Regions from separate parts of the Mus musculus genome. Here region 1 is linked to region 2. The links are chromatin contacts, found by Hi-C or POLR2A ChIA-PET in ENCODE. All regions are on one chromosome and are shown on one strand. Each heading gives the region's core, a stretch centred on a gene start or an enhancer-like site at or near the end of the contact. The rest is flanking DNA. Distances are from core to core; before and after follow the strand shown. Region 1 holds the start of Wnt7b (wingless-type MMTV integration site family, member 7B). Region 2 has its middle 20 kb from the start of 7530416G11Rik.

Region 1 (2,700 bases), core at 88-2,587, 58 kb after region 2:
GGGGTCTGGTCCCGGCCGGCCCGCCAAGAGTGACTAACGCCCGCGAGGTGCGGTGCGCTCCGTTCGGTCACACTGCCCCTCCACCCCCAATCCGGGGAGGCCGAGACAGATTCCGTCTAAAGGAGATCGCGGCTCAACAGGTAAGGACTCGGCTGGGTTCAGGAATGTGGAAATACGACTCGGAGCAGCTACGGCGGCGAGCAGCGAGCGCGGCCCGCCTGGAGCCCGCCCGGCCGGCCGCGCCAGGGGGAGCTCGGTGAGAGGGGGCCGGGCGCAAGGCCCCGGGCGGGCGGGGGCGCGGGCCCGGGACGGAGCCCGAGGCTGCTGCGCCAGCCCCACGGCCCATCCCGAGCCAGCCGGACGAGTTGTCAAGGTAATTTCAACATGTCCGGGTGATGGATAGAGACGAAGGGCCGCGGCGGGTGCAAGGCCTGCGCGCTCGCGGCGAGTGCGCGCCCCGATCTCCCCCGCCGGGGATGCCCCACGCACCCCCCCCCCGGCCCGGCGCGCCCTCCCGGCGGCTAGCGCTCGGCCCGGGCTCGGCGCCCAGCGCAGCCCGGGGGAGGGAAGGCGCGTCCCACCCCCGGGGCCTGGAGCCCAAACAGGTGAAAGTACGCGCCCGGCACGCTCGCCGCTACCCGCGAGCCCCGCTGCGGCCGTCCGCGGACCGCGCTGTCCCTGCTGCGTATTGGCTCCGCGCCCCTCCGGAGGATCTCTGGCTCCGGGGGGGCTCGGTTGAGTCTCAACGAGGCTGGGTTGAGGGCCGGAGATACCAGCCAGCCTGGCCACTTCAAGAAACGCCCTCCCCCACCAACTCCTATCCCCAGGTCCGCTGGAGGAGGCTCTGGTGGCTGCCGGCTCCCCGTCTGCAGCCCCCCGCCCAGAGAAATACTCACCCGAGCTTCACGTAGAGGACGCCAAAGCAGAGAAACACGTAAAAGATCCACTTTCGAAAGTTTCTGTGCATGATCCAGGGAGGGGGGCTGCGCCATAGACAGCTGCGGCCGGAGGGGACGCGCGGGTGGGCAGGGGCCGGGCAGGAGCCAGGGAGCTGCGGTAGGACCACGCTCAGCCGGCGCTTCGGCTCGGGAGGCGGGCGACGCGTGGGCACCCGGCACGCGTTGCCACCATGGTGAGCCCAGGGCGCCGCAGCCGCCGCGTGCGCCCGGGGGAGTGACCCGGGCGGGGAACCGCGACCTCGGAGCCCAGCGGAGTGACCGTGGGACTCTGCGAGCGCAGGCCGGGGCCAGGAGCAGCGGGCGGGCGCTGCCTCCACTGGGCTTAGCCGCCTGGGGCCGTGCGCGCCTCGCGGTGCGCCGGGGCGGCCAATGTGTCCGCACTTGTCCGCCTCCCCAGGTGACTCGCGGCCCCGGCAAGCGAGCCGCGAGCAGGCGAGCGCGCCCCAGGTAGGAGGATCCGCCTCCCGCCCGCCCTCCTCGCTCGCAGCGCGCTCTCTCGCGCGCGCTCCCTGGCTCTCCCCTCCCTTTTCTCCTCCCTCCCCCGTGACACACGAACGCATCTAACCCCTCGCCCCCCCTCCCCAGGCCAGCTCCCTTCCGATCGCCCTCCCAGGACTGCGTGGGAAGAGGGGAGGGAGGGGAGAGGGTGCGGCTCCAAAGAGACACCTGCGCTCCTCAGAGACAGTGAAGGTGGGGGTAGGGGCGGGGGCTAAGAAACTACCCGCTCAGGGCTTGGTGGTCACTTGGTTTCCAGTTTCTAGTTAAAGAGAGAGAGACCACCCACCACCATCTCCTTTCTATGTGCAGACATCTTTCCCCTAGACGTTACCTACGTGGGTGCTTCCAGGGCCACAACTCCGGATCAGGCATTGTTACCTGCCCAACAAACTCGGGGAAAACTCGTTCCAGTGCCCGGCACTGCAGAGCGCAAGCAGAGCGTGGGACTTGAGACTGGTAGACACACCAGCCTGCCCAGCATTAAAAGTGGCACCATGACAGAGAGACTCAGAAAGGCATCCTTGGAGAGTCCCAGTCTGAGGATTCTGTCTCACTCTGCAGGCCTGTCCGATGCGGGCGGGTGTCAGATCTGATTCTTGTTGAACCGCTAAAGTGGGAAGTCAGACTGGCCTAGGTGCCTGGCACATCCTGTGGTGTGTCTCGCTTGATCCTATCCTGGATAAATGGGTGACAGGGACACTGCCTGTCACAGCTAGGTCTGTCTTAGCACAGCGGACCAGCTAGTAACCAGACACATGGTGGGTGGGTGGGGGGTGTGTGCCAGGTTTTCAAGCGTCTACAGCCCCGGACAGCAGCATCAAATGGCGCCCTTATGACAAGGGGATGAACTCGGAGGGCGCTCGTCTTTAAACTGGCCAACACCCAATTGCCTGGTGTGGAAATGAGGAGGGGTATGAGGGGGCGCTGTCCTCAGCCCGGAACCTCGAGCTCAAAAGCTACCGTCCCTGCCCCTAATCCCCTCTTAATCTCTCCAAATCCTCTGAACTTTTGCCACGACCCGACCCGGGAGAGAGAGAGTCGCTCCTGAACCCCAGGTCCAGAAGCCGGCAGGTGCAGCTGTGCAGATCGTTTTGAGTTGGAGGACTCTTTAGAAAGGAGAATTTGGACATCACAAGCAGGGAAACTAAGGCACAGATGTCAAACGGTAGTTGCAGTCCCACACCACTGTCCCCTGAAACCAAGAACTCTGGATGTCGCACAACTTGGTAGGCAGGGAGCTGAG
Region 2 (2,700 bases), core at 197-2,696:
CCACCAGGGACATGCACTCCCCTGACCCTGGCTCATTCCAAGAGGAGGAGGAGATCGGTCCTTTCCACCTGACCTTACTGCCCGGAGGCAGAGGACCCCTGAAGCCCTGGAGCCTAGAAAGGATGTTGGGGAGTTCAAGGATGCAGGGAGCTGTAGGTAGAGTCCCTCCAACTATAGTTTTCAAAAAATGATGTTGGCTATTTCTCATCGTTAGCATAAGTGTCTCATAAGATTTGCTGGAAGCCAGTGGCAGTGGTGTTAGTGCATGCCTTTAATCCCAGCACTGGGGAGATGCTGGGGTTCCATAGAGGAACCCTGTCTCAAAAAACAAACAAACAAACAAACAAACAAACAAAAAACAGACTTGCTAGAAAGACTGGAGCAGAAGACATTAAGAACAGGGGAAGGGGGCGGGGGAGAGAGGCTGGGGGTATTCTGAGACTCTGCACTTTCTTTTCAGTAAACCCAAAATTACTCTAAAGAGAAGTTGGAGGCTGGAGAGGTGGCTCGGTGGTTAAGAGCACTGACTGCTCTTCCAGAGGTCCTCGGTTCAATTCCCAGCAACCACATGGAGGCTCACAACCATCTGTAGTGGGATCCGATGCCCTCTTCTGGTATGGCAGGAGACAATGGCAATGTACTCATAAAAATAAAAATAAATGAGAGGAGAGAGAGAGAGAGAGATTGGTTTTAAAAAGTAAAAAAAAAAAAAAAAAAAAAAAAAAGCCTGAGATTGGTCCACACAGGGAAGCACCCGGTGAGCGACACTGACAGGCAGCAGCAGAGGGCAGATCTTTCTTGTCAGGGGTGTAGCCTCAAGGGATCAGTGGCCAGGACATGTACAGGCTTTGGGTGCCATTCCCCTTCTGGGTGGGTGGTAACACAGACGATACAGTTTTGAAGTCTCGTTGGGTTGTTCATTTCTGCTAGACTTCCCCTGTGGGTTCCATGTCGTTAGAAACCTCCAGAAAAAATAGGTTGGTGGAAGGAAACTGGAGATCTCCGACAGGAGAGGATGGCTCATCTTGTGCTCGCCGTGTCTGTGTATTTCTCAATGGAGAGGACTTTGTCCCCCACTGCTGAGGTCCGACTCTGGCCTCATTTACAAGCTGGGTCCTGAATCTGTCTGGGGGGAGGGGTCAGCAGCCCTCCAAGGATGGATCACAGTGTCTTTGGAAGGTTGCCTTCTGATTCAAGAAACACCCCCTCCACACAGTCTCAAGCCCTGCCCAGAAACCAGCGAGATGTAGTCCCTGCCATACACAAAGTTAATGGGCTCAGCCGCTAGGGGGGTCAGGGGCAGATACCTGAATCCTCCGTAAACACTTCTTCCGGGCAGCTTTGAGCTCCCCGGGGCATGCTCTAACCCTCCCTGATGGTGACAGGGCTGGGGCTGGGCCAGGCCAGGGCAGAGCCGGTGACATCATGAAAAGAGCTTTGCCAGTACTTTCCCGACCTCGGAAACCCCAGCATCCCGCTCCAGGAACTGGCCTGCGGCACCGGCTTTGGCTGGCTGCCCCAGGAGTGTGGCAGGGAGGCCCGGAGGCCCCCCTGCTGCAGAGTCTGCTCCTAAGGTCCCTTTCCTTCCAGGGCCTTCCAGGGATCCTGGGCCAGTGTGAGAACCAGCAGGGTCAGCTCCTCCACCCCACCCCTGCCCTCTCCTTTACTGCAAGAAAAATAAACAGCTGTCCTGCTTCTGAGACTGGAAACCCCACCACAGTGTGGCCTCTGCTGAGCCCAGCTGTGGGCTGACTCACAGCCTGCCCTGGGTGGGGGCAGCGCTCAGGGCCCAGAGCTGCCCCAGGAACCCCTCAGAGACCTTGGGCCAGGCCCATGCCTCTCTGAGCCCCACCAGCTTGCCTATGCCTGGCGGGCAGGAGGAAGTGTCCATTCCAGGACACCTGGGCTGAACCACACACATCTTGGATTCCCTCCAGCCAGCCCCTGACCGCGTCTCTCTCCAGTGGCATCCTGAGATCAATCCAAAGGCCAGCACTACACCTCTAACTGACTATGGTGTGGTCAGGAAGGAAAGCTGGAAGAAGAGCGTTGGTGTGGTTTGGGGTCTTCTGAAGGCCACAGCCAGGCCTCGCATGGGGCAGGAAAACAAATGACTGCTAACAAGGGTGGGAATGGGGCCAGAGGTCTTACGAGCCCTTGACCATCCACCATTAGGGTCATGCCCTCTATACCATCATTGCGCTAGTCACCAGTTCTTCTCCATCCTTTCTTCCTGTCTCCTTCCCTCTTCTCCACCTATATCCTTCAGTCTCTCCAGTTAGCAAGACGCAATGGCAGCTTGCAGCACCCAGTAACCATGAGGGAGGCAACTCTTGACCCTCAACTCAGTGTCAGCCAACCCATGTGCCTGCGGTGGGAGACAGGGGAGGGGCTTCTGTTCTGCCAGAAGACAGGGGTGACAGAGTGCCAGCCTAGGACTGTGTGCCTCCTTGGGACAATGCTGTTACTCCTGTCCTGGGAGGGGTGTGGAGTGTGGGGAGTGCCAGGGCTCCCCAGCCGATGGAGGGGCTGGAGGCTTAGCAGAGGGCCTGGTGGGGCAGGGGCCCAAGCAGAGGATGACCGAAGCCCCGCTGGGTTCCCACGCTGGACAGCAAGGCAGGTGTGGCCTTGGGGTCAGCGAACGGCAGGAGGCTCTGGAAAGCCCGGTGTCTGGCCTGGCGGGCAGGAACGTCAACCAAT

Evidence for each region. A loop is a pair of places that touch in the nucleus more often than their neighbours do. ChIA-PET counts read pairs that join two places held with the same protein, here RNA polymerase II (POLR2A).
Region 1: a loop to region 2 is called in a map of mouse trophoblast stem cell, with 2.6 times the contacts of the local background. The contact joins the promoter of Wnt7b here to the enhancer-like site in region 2. A Hi-C loop is called at or near these places in 3 of 37 maps with a recorded cell type or tissue (Patski and mouse trophoblast stem cell). POLR2A ChIA-PET finds 5 or more read pairs at or near these places in 1 of 5 experiments (Patski).

What each region holds. Positions count from the first base shown.
Region 1 is chr15:85,580,484-85,583,183 of GRCm38, forward strand. Wnt7b (wingless-type MMTV integration site family, member 7B) reads right to left here and starts at 1,338. Exons shown (of 4, transcript NM_009528.3): 1 at 897-1,338. The coding sequence starts at 967. AU022754 (expressed sequence AU022754) reads left to right here and starts at 659. Exons shown (of 5, transcript NR_040433.1): 1 at 659-934; 2 at 1,767-2,700.
Region 2 is chr15:85,522,132-85,524,831 of GRCm38, forward strand. No RefSeq gene overlaps it. Among named protein-coding and RNA genes, the nearest start is that of 7530416G11Rik, 20 kb to the left of the region's middle. Within about 2 kb of position 1,447, at least 2 of the 3 ENCODE cell types and tissues checked have a DNase peak (open chromatin) inside an H3K27ac peak, as active enhancers do.